Linked DNA regions of Homo sapiens: region 1 is linked to region 2. Evidence: read pairs that join two places in POLR2A ChIA-PET (ENCODE). Cell type or tissue: GM12878. All regions are shown on one strand. Each heading gives the region's core, and the rest is flanking DNA. Links, peaks and the distances in the headings are about the cores only.

Region 1 (5,369 bases), core at 221-5,220, 130 kb before region 2:
TGGCTTAGCAGGTGCTGTGATGATTTGGTTTTCTTCTCAATTAGACTGAGCTGCACATGGTGTTTATATTGCTTGGCACATGGTAAGGGCTTAATATTTGAGGTAATTATGTAGGGCGTACACTGACAAGTATCTGACCCCCCCTTCCTTTTTGACTCATAAATTGGTCATCTTAACCATTTAAGTGTACACTTCTATAGTGACAGAGTTAGCCCTCTGTCCAAGGGATTTGCATCTGTGGATTCAACCAACTTTGGGTCAAAAATAATCAAAAAGGATGGTTGTGTGTGTATTGAACATGTAGACTTATTTTTCTTATTTTCAAAATACTATATTTTCTTGTCACTTATTTTCTTGTACACTGCAGTTGTAACAGCTATGTAGCATGTACATTAGGTATTAAAAGTAATCCAGTGAAGATTGAAAGTCTAAGGATGTGCCTAGGTTATCTTAGGTATAAATACTCTACCATTTTGTATAAGGAGTTTAAGCATCTGGGGATTTTGGTATTTGAAGGGGGTCATGGAACCAATCATTGGTACTGCAGGAAGACTGCTCTATATTCTCATTGTGCATCAATCTCCAGAACTTCATCTTGCAGATGTGCTGCCCCTCCCTCACCTTTTTGAAAGAGCCTTTGATGATTATATGGATTCCTGTCTTTTTTATTTTTTGAGGTGGAGTTTTGCTCTTGTGTGCCAGGCTGGAATGCAGTGGTGCTATATCGGCTTACTGCAACCTCCGCCTCCTGGGTTCAAGCCATTCTCCAGCCTCAGCCTCCCGCTAGCTGGGATTACAGGCACCCGCCACCATGCCCAGCTAATTTTTGTATTTTTAGTAGAGACCGGGTTTCCCCATGTTGGCCAGGCTGGTCTCAAACTCTTGACTTCAAGTGATCCCCCCACCTCGGCCTTCCAGAGTGCTGGAATTACAGGCGTGAGCCACCGCACCCAGCCAGTTGAACTTACTTGAACATCCGCAAATTATTTTTTATTATTTTTATTTTTTGAGACGGAGTCTCGCTCTGTCACCCAGGCTGGAGTGCAGTGGCGCGATCTCTGCTCACTGCAAGCCCCGCCTCCCTGGTTCACACCATCCTACCTCAGCCTCCCGAGTAGCTGGGACTACAGGCGCCCGCCACCAAGTCTGGCTATTTTTTTTTGTATTTTTAGTAGAGACGGGGTTTCACCGTGTTAGCCAGGATGGTCTCGATCTGACCTCGTGATCCGCCTGCCTCGGCCCCTCAAAGTGCTGGGATTACAGGCGTGAGCCACCGTGCCTGGCCAAACATCTGCAGATTAAGTGCTGGGAATAGGTTAAGACTGTACTGTGCCGTATATTAGATTAGGTGATCTTTTAAATTCCTCATGAGTTTTCTCCAGTCCACTTGGAAGTTCAGCCGGTGGGAGAAGTTAGTGCTGTTAATTCCCACTAGGTGTTGCTGTAACAAAGGAAATGTGCAACAAGAGTAATAGCTTAAGGAGAAAGAAAGAAACTTAATGAATTGTGACAGAAAAGTATGCAGATTATTAGCGTAATAGATTACTGAATTATTGGAAGAAAGTGCTGTTAATTACCACTAGGTGGTGCTGTGACAAAGGCAATGTGCAGTAAGAGTAACAGCTTAGGGAGGAAGAAATAAACTTAATTGTGACAGAAAAATGAAGATTATTAGTGTATAGATTATTGAATTATCAAAGTGAACACCCCTGTGTAACCATTTAAAAATGCCAAAATATGTCCAGCTGTGGTGGCTCACACCTGGAATCCCAGCACTTCGGGAGGCCAAGGCAGGTGGATCACTTGAGCCCAGAAGTTCCAGGCCAGCCTGGACAACATGGTGAAACCCTGTCTCTACGAAGAGATTTTAAAAATTTGCCAGATATGGAGGCTGAGGTGGGAGGATGGCTTGATCCTGGGAGGTGGAGATTGCAGTGAGCCATAATTGTGCCACCACTCTCCAGCCCAACCTGGGTGACAGACCCTGTCTCAAAAAAATAAAAAAAAAACCCAGATTTGCCCCCTCCCTTGTATCTAAGAAGATATGGGAGGCCAGGTGCAGTGGCTCATGTCTGTAATCTTTAGGAGGCTCAAGTGGGAGGTTTTTTTTCTTTTTGAGACAGTCTTGCTCTGTCGCCCAGGCTGGAGTGCAGTAGCACAATCTCAGCTCGCTGCAACCTCAGCCTCCTGAGTAGCTGCGATTACAGAAGGCCGCCACCACTCCTGGCCAATTTTTGTATTTTTAGTAGAGACAGGGTTTCACTATGTTGGCCAGGCTGGTCTCGAACTCCTGACCTCAAGTGATCCACCTCCCAAAGTGCTGGGATTACAGGCGTGAGCCACTGTACCCAGCCTACTCTTCTACATCTTTTACAGAAAACTATGTAAGACAAATGTAGAGCTCAGGTGAGCACTTGGTAACCAGAGTTTGAGAAGTATAAATTATGCTGGGACTCCCTCTATATGCCACTCTAAACACAGCTCCACCCTCCATAAGTTACCTTGATTTTCTTTTTTGAGACAGGGTCTGGCTCTATTGCCCAGGCTGGAATGCAGTGGTAGTGGCACAATTTCACTGCAAACTCCACCTTCTGAGCTCAAGCCATCCTCCCACTTCAACCTCCCGGGTAGCTGGGACTACAGGCACGTGCCACCATCTCTGACTAATTTTTATTTTTATTTTATTTATTATTATTATTATTTATTTATTTATTTATTTTTTTATTGATCATTCTTGGGTGTTTCTCGCAGAGGGGGATTTGGCAGGGTCATAGGACAATAGTGGAGGGAAGGTCAGCAGATAAACAAGTGAACAAAGGTCTCTGGTTTTCCTAGGCAGAGGACCCTGCGGCCTTCCGCAGTGTTTGTGTCCCTGGGTACTTGAGATTAGGGAGTGGTGATGCCTCTTAACGAGCATGCTGCCTTCAAGCATCTGTTTAACAAAGCACATCTTGCACCGCCCTTAATCCATTTAACCCTGAGTGGACACAGCACATGTTTCAGAGAGCACAGGGTTGGGGATAAGGTCACAGATCAACAGGATCCCAAGGCAGAAGAATTTTTCTTAGTACAGAACAAAATGAAAAGTCTCCCATGTCTACTTCTATCCACACAGACCCGGCAACCATCCGATTTCTCAATTTTTTCCCCACCCTTCCCGCCTTTCTATTCCACAAAACCGCCATTGTCATCATGGCCCATCCCCAATGAGCCGCTGGGCACACCTCCCAGACGGGGTCGTGGCCGGGCAGAGGGGCTCCTCACTTCCCAGTAGGGGCGGCCGGGCAGAAGTGCCCCTCACCTCCCGGATGGGGCGGCTGGCTGGGCGGGGGGCTGACCCCCCCACCTCCCTCCCGGACGGGGCGGCTGGCCGGGCAGAGGGGTCCTCACTTCCCAGTAGGGGCGGCCGGGCAGAGGCGCCCCTCACCTCCCGGACGGGGCGGCCGGCCGGGCGGGGGGCTGACCCCCCCACCTCCCTCCCGGACGGGGCGGCTGGCCGGGCAGAGGGGCTCCTCACTTCCCAGTAGGGGCGGCCGGGCAGAGGCGCCCCTCACCTCCCGGACGGGGCGGCTGGCCAGGCGGGGGGCTGACCCCCCCCTCCCCCCTCCCGGACTGGGCGGCTGGCCGGGCGGGGGGCTGACCCCACACCTCCCTCCCGGACGGGGCGGCTGGCCGGGCGGGGGGCTGACCCCCCCACCTCCCTCCTGGACGGGGCGACTGGCCGGGCGGAGACGCTCCTCACTTCCCAGACGGGGTGGCTGCTGGACGGAGGGGCTCCTCACTTCTCAGACGGGGCGGTTGCCAGGCAGAGGGTTTCCTCACTTCTCAGACGGGGCGGCCGGGCAGAGGCGCTCCTCACATCCCAGACAGGGCGGCGGGGCAGAGGTGCTCCCCACATCTCAGACGATGGGCGGCCGGGCAGAGACGCTGCTCACTTCCTAGATGGGATGGCGGCGGGGAAGAGGCGCTCCTCGCTTCCTAGATGGGATGGCGGCTGGGCAGAGACGCTCCTCACTTTCCAGACTGGGCAGCCAGGCAGAGGGGCTCCTCATATCCCAGACGATGGGCGGCCAGGCAGAGACGCTCCTCACTTCCCAGACGGGGTGGCGGCCGGGCAGAGGCTGCAATCTCGGCACTTTGGGAGGCCAAGGCAGGCGGCTGGGAGGTGGTTGTAGCGAGCCGAGATCACGCCACTGCACTCCAGCCTGGGCACCATTGAGCACTGAGTGAACGAGACTCCGTCTGCAATCCCGGCACCTCGGGAGGCCGAGGCTGGCGGATCACTCGCGGTTAGGAGCTGGAGACCAGCCCGGCCAACACAGCAAAACCCCGTCTCCACCAAAAAAAAACGAAAACCATTCAGGCGTGGCGGCGCGCGCCTGCAATCGCAGGCACTCTATTTTTTATTATTTTTTGAGACAGTCTCGCTCTGTCACCCAGGCTGGAGTGCAGTGGCGAGATCTTGGCTCACTGCAAGCTCCGCCTCCCAGGTTCACGCCATTATCCTGCCTCAGCCTCCTAAGTAGCTGGGACTACAGGTGCCTGCCACCACGCCTGGCTAGTTTTTTGTATTTTTCGTAGAGATGGGGTTTCACCATGTTAGCCAGGATGGTCTCGATCTCTTGACCTCGTGATCTGCCCACCTCAGCCTCCCAAAGTGCTGGGATTACAGGCATGAGCCACCGTGCCCGGCCTAATTTTTATATTTTTAGTAGAGATGGGGTTTCACCATGTTGCCCAGTCTGGTCTTGAACTCTTGACCTGAAATGATCCTCCTTCCTCGGCCTCCCAAAGTGCTGGGAATACAGATGTGAGCCACTGTGCTTGGCATTTACCTTGATTTTCAAAGTAATTGCCTCCCTAGACAGTATAATGAAAAGTACTAGCAAGTATTTGTATTTTATTTTATTTTATTTATTTATTTTTGAGACGGAGTCTCGCTCTGTCGCCCAGGCTGGAGTGCAGTGGCGCAATCTCGGCTCACTGCAAGCTCCACCTCCTGGCTTCACGACATTCTCCTGCCTCAGCCTCCCGAGTAGCTGGGACTACAGGTGCCCGCTACCATGCCTGGCTAATTTTTTTGTATTTTTAGTAGAGACGGGGTTTCACCATGTTAGCTAGGATGGTCTCGATCTCCTGACCTCATGATCCACCCACCTCGGCCTCCCAAAGTGCTGGGATTACAGGTGTGAGCCACTGCACCCAGCCCTTAATATGTCTTAAGTGGGGAGGGAGAGTTGAAAATGCTTGTTGCTTGACCAAATGGCATTACTCTTCCAGCCAGGGCTGTGCCACAGGAGTGCTGTTCAGTAGAGGAATTAAGTGGTTCCCTGAATTTAGCTGCTGTTAGGGAAGGTGGGAAGACCTCT
Region 2 (5,369 bases), core at 318-5,317:
AGCTGGACACCCTCGACCCAATATAGGCAGTGGCCCATGGGTCTTGTCTCTTCCTGCCTGCACTCCCTGACGTGTGTGTGTGTGTGTGTGTGTGTGTGTGTCCGTGTGTGAGAGAGAGACAGAGACACCTCTGTTGTGCCCTCCAGGGTGTGTAAGTACTAAACATTTTTACACTTTCACACTGTGGTTTTATCCCCTGAAGGTGAGGCCACTGAAGGACCCATGCAGGTGGGTCCCCTCCCTACTGGCGCTCTTTTTTTTTGAGCCCCTCCACTGTTGGGAACAGCTACCAGTTAAGTTGATAGAGTTTCCTTCAAAACATAGCCCTGACACCCTCTCAGAACAGAGGGGCCTCCTTATCTCCAGGAGCAGCAGGGGAGGGGGAAGGAAGAGGAGAGTTGAGAGAAGACACCTGCCCCTCTCATCATGTGCTTAAGAGGCACCCATGGGCACTGTTCAGGGCCGAAAATTAGAAATACCCCAACCAGCCAGTACCATGGGGGTGGTGATAGGAACCCTGGCTTCCTAGAATAACTCAGTTCCAGGAACCTGTGCTGAGGGCCCAGTCCATGCCAGACCTGAGGCTGGCACTAGAGATGCAAAATGCAATCAGACCCTGCCCCCTCCCCTTGAGGAGTGTTCAGTTTAGTGGGGGAGAGAAGGGTGCCACATCAGTAATAAAAACAGACCCCTTTATTTTTGTTAACTTTACCAAATGAAATTTTATAAATTCAAAGTGCCATCTACTGCTTCCTCCCGGGTTCTCTTCTTTCCCCCAGCACCCCTGCCCCCCAACACCAGGTTCTCTTCTGTAACACTCAACGCGAGGGTCCGAGGCTTCATTCTTGAAGTCAGTGAGACCAAGAACCCTCCAATTCCGGACACAGCGTCACCCTTATTATACAACAGGCTGTTTTCCTATGCTGTCCAAAACTGCATCGATTCCCCCTAAAGCCGCTCCTTCAGTATTCTCCATCTCTGTGACAGATCCCAACATCCTAGACATCACCCCCTATAGCCCGTCAGTCACAGAGATGCAGGGAAGGGAATTCTAAAGCTACTGGAGGCCAGGCATGGTGGCTCACGCCTATAAGCCCAGCACTTTGGGAGGCCGAGGCGGGCGGATCACTTGAGGTCAAGAGTTCAAGACCAGTCTGACCAACATGGTGAAACCCCGTCTCTACTAAAAATACAAAAATTAGCTGGGCCTGGTGGCGCGCGCCTGTAATTCCAGCCACTCGGGAGGCTGAGGGATGAGAATCACTTGAACCCAGGAGGTGGAAGTTGAGGTGAGCTGAGATTGCACCACTGCACTCCAGCCTGTGTGATGGAGTGACAGAAAGGGAGGGAGGGAGGGAGGGAGGAAGGAAGGAAGGAGGGGAGGAAGAGAACAAAAGAAAAAAAGAGAAAGCAAGCTAGCTACTGGAGTGTCCAGGCTCCCAACTCTGGAGTTTCTATCTCCTGAACATCTAAACATTTTTCCATCCACTCCTTGACCCTGTGGCTCCCATAATCACCTCCAAGGCCAGTGCCCATCATGTCAGCCTCTTCGGTGCTCTCCCTGCCTCCTCTCTTGCCCTCTCCTATCCACTTCCCACTATTTCAGATCTGAGCACAGCATTCTCTTGATTAAAACTCCTCAGTGGCTCCCCTCTCTTGGCTCTCAGCAGCACATGCTGGGCCCTCTACACCCAAGTCAACCTGGAAGGCACAGCTCCCGTGTCTCCTCCTCCAGGAAGCCTCCCTCTGACCATGAGGTGGGCCTACCATCTGGGAAAGGTGGAAGGGAAGGAGGGATTAAGTAGAAAGAGCCTCAGACTGCACTGCAGCTCCGAGAAAGCCTCAGCCAGCCCAGTGGGGAGGCCAGAGCACAAATTAGCTGTTAGAGGCTGGGCGTGGTGGCTCACACCTGTAGTCCCAGCTACTTGGGAGGCTGAGGCAGAAGGATCGCTTGAGCCTGGGAGGCGGAGGTTGCAGTGAGCTGAAATTGTGCCATTGTGCTCCAGCCTGGGCCACAGAGTGATACTCTGGCTCAAAAACAAACAAACAAAACAAAAACAAACAAACAAACAAAAAACAGAGGAGACATCTGCTGGGCAGAAACGGCCAGACCTCCTTCTCCCACTGAGCTGAGTCATTGGCTAGGGCTGCCCAAGGAGAAAGTGGCCTTGTCAGGAACACAGCAGTAGATCCCAGGGTGTTGCTGCTGGGATCTGTTGCTAACGACACTCCTGCTCTACACTCTCTTAAAGGAAGATCTGAGTGGCAAACCTCCATGGCTTGATGGATGTTAAAGTTGGAAGGAATTTAAGAGATGCTCTAGGCCAGCCGCTGTCACATTTTACAGATGAGAAAACTGAGGTTGGCCAGAGGAAGTGACTTGCCCAAAGCCACCCAGCATGTAAACCAATATGCAAACCCAGGTTCTGACACCCAAGTCTGCGCTCTTCTGAATCATTGCTGACTCAGAGTCACAGTGGGGCTAGAGGGCAGTGGGAGGAGAGTGGCAAGGTATGACTTCAGGACGCGGCTCAGGTGTCACTTCCTCACAGAAGCCCTGCCTGGACCCAAGCTCTTCTCTGGGCTCCCCGAGGCCTCTATCCACTCATTTACCAGTCAGTTCTGTGAATGTCAGCTTGTGTGTCTGCTTCCATGAGGCCATGTCCCCAGCACCCAGCATGGGACCCGGAACATCGTGCTACATGTGAAGGTACACGCCTCTGGTTTCTACTGCCCTCTCTGGCAGCTCAACCCTCCAGGACAGAAGAGCAATCGGTTCCGCTATTCGTTGCTTCCTTCCTTTCTTCCTGCTTTAAATAAATGTATACTGAGTGATTACTTCATACAGTCCTGGGGACACAGCGGTGAAAAATTTTGCCTTCATGAAATTTACTTTCTAGTAGAGGGAGGTAGACAATAAGCAAAACAAATACAAGGAGTGGTGTATTAGATGGGATACATGCTATGGGCAAAAGAAAGAGCCTCAGAGACAGAGGAGACCAGGAGGTGTCAGCGAGGACACTTGCCACTTAGAGGAGTCAAGGAAGCTGACGTTTGAGTAAAAGCCTGAAGCAGATGACAGGTGTGAAGGCCCCTGGTGTGTTCACACTAGGAGGCCAATGTGGCTGGAATGGAGGCAGTGATTGATGGGGTTGGGAGAGGTAAAAGACGAGCCTACGAGGTCACAGAGATTAAATCACAGAGGGCCTAGAGCCTGCAGTAGGAATTTGACTTTTACTCCAGTTGAAATGGGAAGGCATTGTAGAGTTCTAAGTAAAGAGGTGTCATTGTTTGACTTCTAAGTTAGACCTGGGGGATACGGTAAAGACAGGGGGGGAATGCCGCAGTCTGAGGAGAGGTGATGGCGGCTCAGATACAGTGACCGCAGGAGCCGTGTAACAGGTAGTCAGATTCTGTGGTGTCTTTTGGAGGTAGAGCCACAGGATTTTCTGATGAATTAAATGTAGGTTGTGAGACAAAGAGATGAGTCAAGGATGACCCCCATGTTTTGGCTTGATCACCTAGAAGGATGACATCACCCTTGTCTGACATGAGGAAGACGAGAGGGGTAGGTTTTGGGGAGCAGATCAGAATTCAGGATTGGACACGTTCATTTTCAGATGTCTTAGGCATCCAAGTAAAGATGTCAGGCACACAGTTGGATACACAAGTCTGGGGTCTGGGAGAGGTCCGGAAATGTGGGAGTTACAGGCATAGAGAAGGGATCTGAAGCCTTGAACTTGGATGACACTGTCAAGGAAACGGTGCTTGAGGGAGAAGAAAGAGGACCAAGGACTGAGCTCTGGAGCTCCCATATCAGGGCAGGAGGATCCTCTAGGGAGGTGGGAGGAAGAGCACAGTTGTGTGGTATTCTGGAAGGCAGGTGACGAAAGTGAAACCAAGGAGGGGCCGTTGGCAGGTTCCCTGCTGCTGCTACTGGTAAGGGAGAGCAGGATTGAGGACTGGCTACTGGATTTAGCAATGTGGAGGTCTTGGTGACCTTGAAGAGTTTCAGTGGAGTGATAAACGTGGGATGCTGGTTCAAGTGAGCTTGAGAGAGAACAGGAGGAAGGAACTGGAGACAAAGATAAGGACCACTCTTTTTTTTTTTTGAGACAGGGTCTTGCTGTCCCCCAGATTGGAGTGCAGCAGCGCAATCGCAATCATGGCTCACTGCAGCCTCAATCTCCTAGGCTCAGGTGATTTTCCCACCTCAGGCCCCCAGGTAGTTGGGATCACAGGCACATGCCACCACGCCCAGCTAATTTTTTAAAAATTATTTTTAGAGATGGGGGTCTCACCATGTTGCCCAGGCTGGTCTCGAACTCCTGGGCTCAAGTGATCCTCCCACCTCACCCTCCCAAAGTGCTGGGATTACAAGCATGAGCTACCATGCCTGGCCTAGACCACCTTTTTTAGGAGTTCTGATGGAAAGGGAAGGAAGGAAAGGGGATGAAGAGAAAAACTGAGAATGTTTTTATGAGATAGAATGTGTGTATGCTGACGGGAAAGGTCTAGATGAGAGAACAGTGGAAGATACGGGGGAGATGGAGGGACTGCCGCAGCCATGGCCTTGAGTAGCTGAGGGGGTGGAATCCAGCCACATAAGCAGGGGTCGACCTTCTGAGGAGTGCGTGGTTTTATCCATCGAGAGAAGGCAGATGCAAGGAGATTGGTCGGTGTGGTGGTGGAGCCTCTGGAGTTCATTGCTGATCGAGTCCACTCTCTCAGTGAATCAGGAAGCAAGGCAGTCAGCCACAGTGAGAGTGGGGAAGAGGCCTGGGAGATTGGAGGGCAGGGGGCAGCAGGAGAGCAGATGATTAGGGGTGTCTGGGATGACTGTGTGGAAAAGTGCAGGCACCTGGGGTCGGTGCACGTGATTAAGCAGCAGGCAGCCTGGAGAGCCTCCAGCCCAGGTCCCTTCACAGACCATGCGGGTTTCTTCCCTCTTGGGTAGCACTGGGCCAGGCAAGGCAGTGTGGATCTGCAGCTGACCAGGGGCTCAGAGGAAGGAGCATGCCTAGGAAGTCTCAGATTTCCAGGACTGGTTTACATATTTATGCAAAGCCACCTCCTCCCTGTTCCATATTGGAACAAAGTGTGTGTGTGGAGGGTAGCATTTAATAGGACCTCTTTGGACTGGTCTTACAATGCCCCCTATGTCAAGGGACCGTACTATGCCCACAGGGGCAGGTCCTGTCACCATCCCATCATTAGAGAACTGGGAACCCACCTCCCTGACATGGGCAGGGTGGGGCTGCCCTGTCTGTTTTTCATTGTCCTCCTGCTTTGGTTTCTGCTTTTTGGCAGAGGCTGCTTTTCCTAGATTACTTCCAACATCTGTTCACTTGCTTCTAGAATAAAACAGG

The links. Peaks named below come from ENCODE experiments on the same cell type or tissue, not always from the same donor. Only the 100,000 strongest peaks of a DNase experiment are listed, where the experiment ranks them.
Region 1: POLR2A ChIA-PET joins it to region 2 with 5 read pairs; 12 of 35 experiments call an interaction of 5 or more read pairs at or near these places.

The regions. Positions count from the first base shown.
Region 1 is chr11:75,406,482-75,411,850 of GRCh38, forward strand. It overlaps RPS3 (ribosomal protein S3), which reads left to right. Exons shown (of 7, transcript NM_001005.5): 7 at 1-426. Among named protein-coding and RNA genes, the nearest start is that of SNORD15B, 4.7 kb to the left of the region's middle. RefSeq lists silencers at 1-118, 1-138 and an enhancer at 1,010-1,509. In GM12878, for the core only: a CTCF peak has its summit at 1,590 (motif pointing right); no DNase peak of the experiment used is centred there.
Region 2 is chr11:75,534,813-75,540,181 of GRCh38, forward strand. No RefSeq gene overlaps it. Among named protein-coding and RNA genes, the nearest start is that of GDPD5, 12 kb to the left of the region's middle. RefSeq lists a cis regulatory region at 1-598, a silencer at 2,170-2,670 and enhancers at 2,660-2,709, 2,870-2,939. In GM12878, for the core only: no CTCF peak of the experiment used is centred there; a DNase peak (open chromatin) is centred at 2,459; H3K27ac peaks cover 696 bases.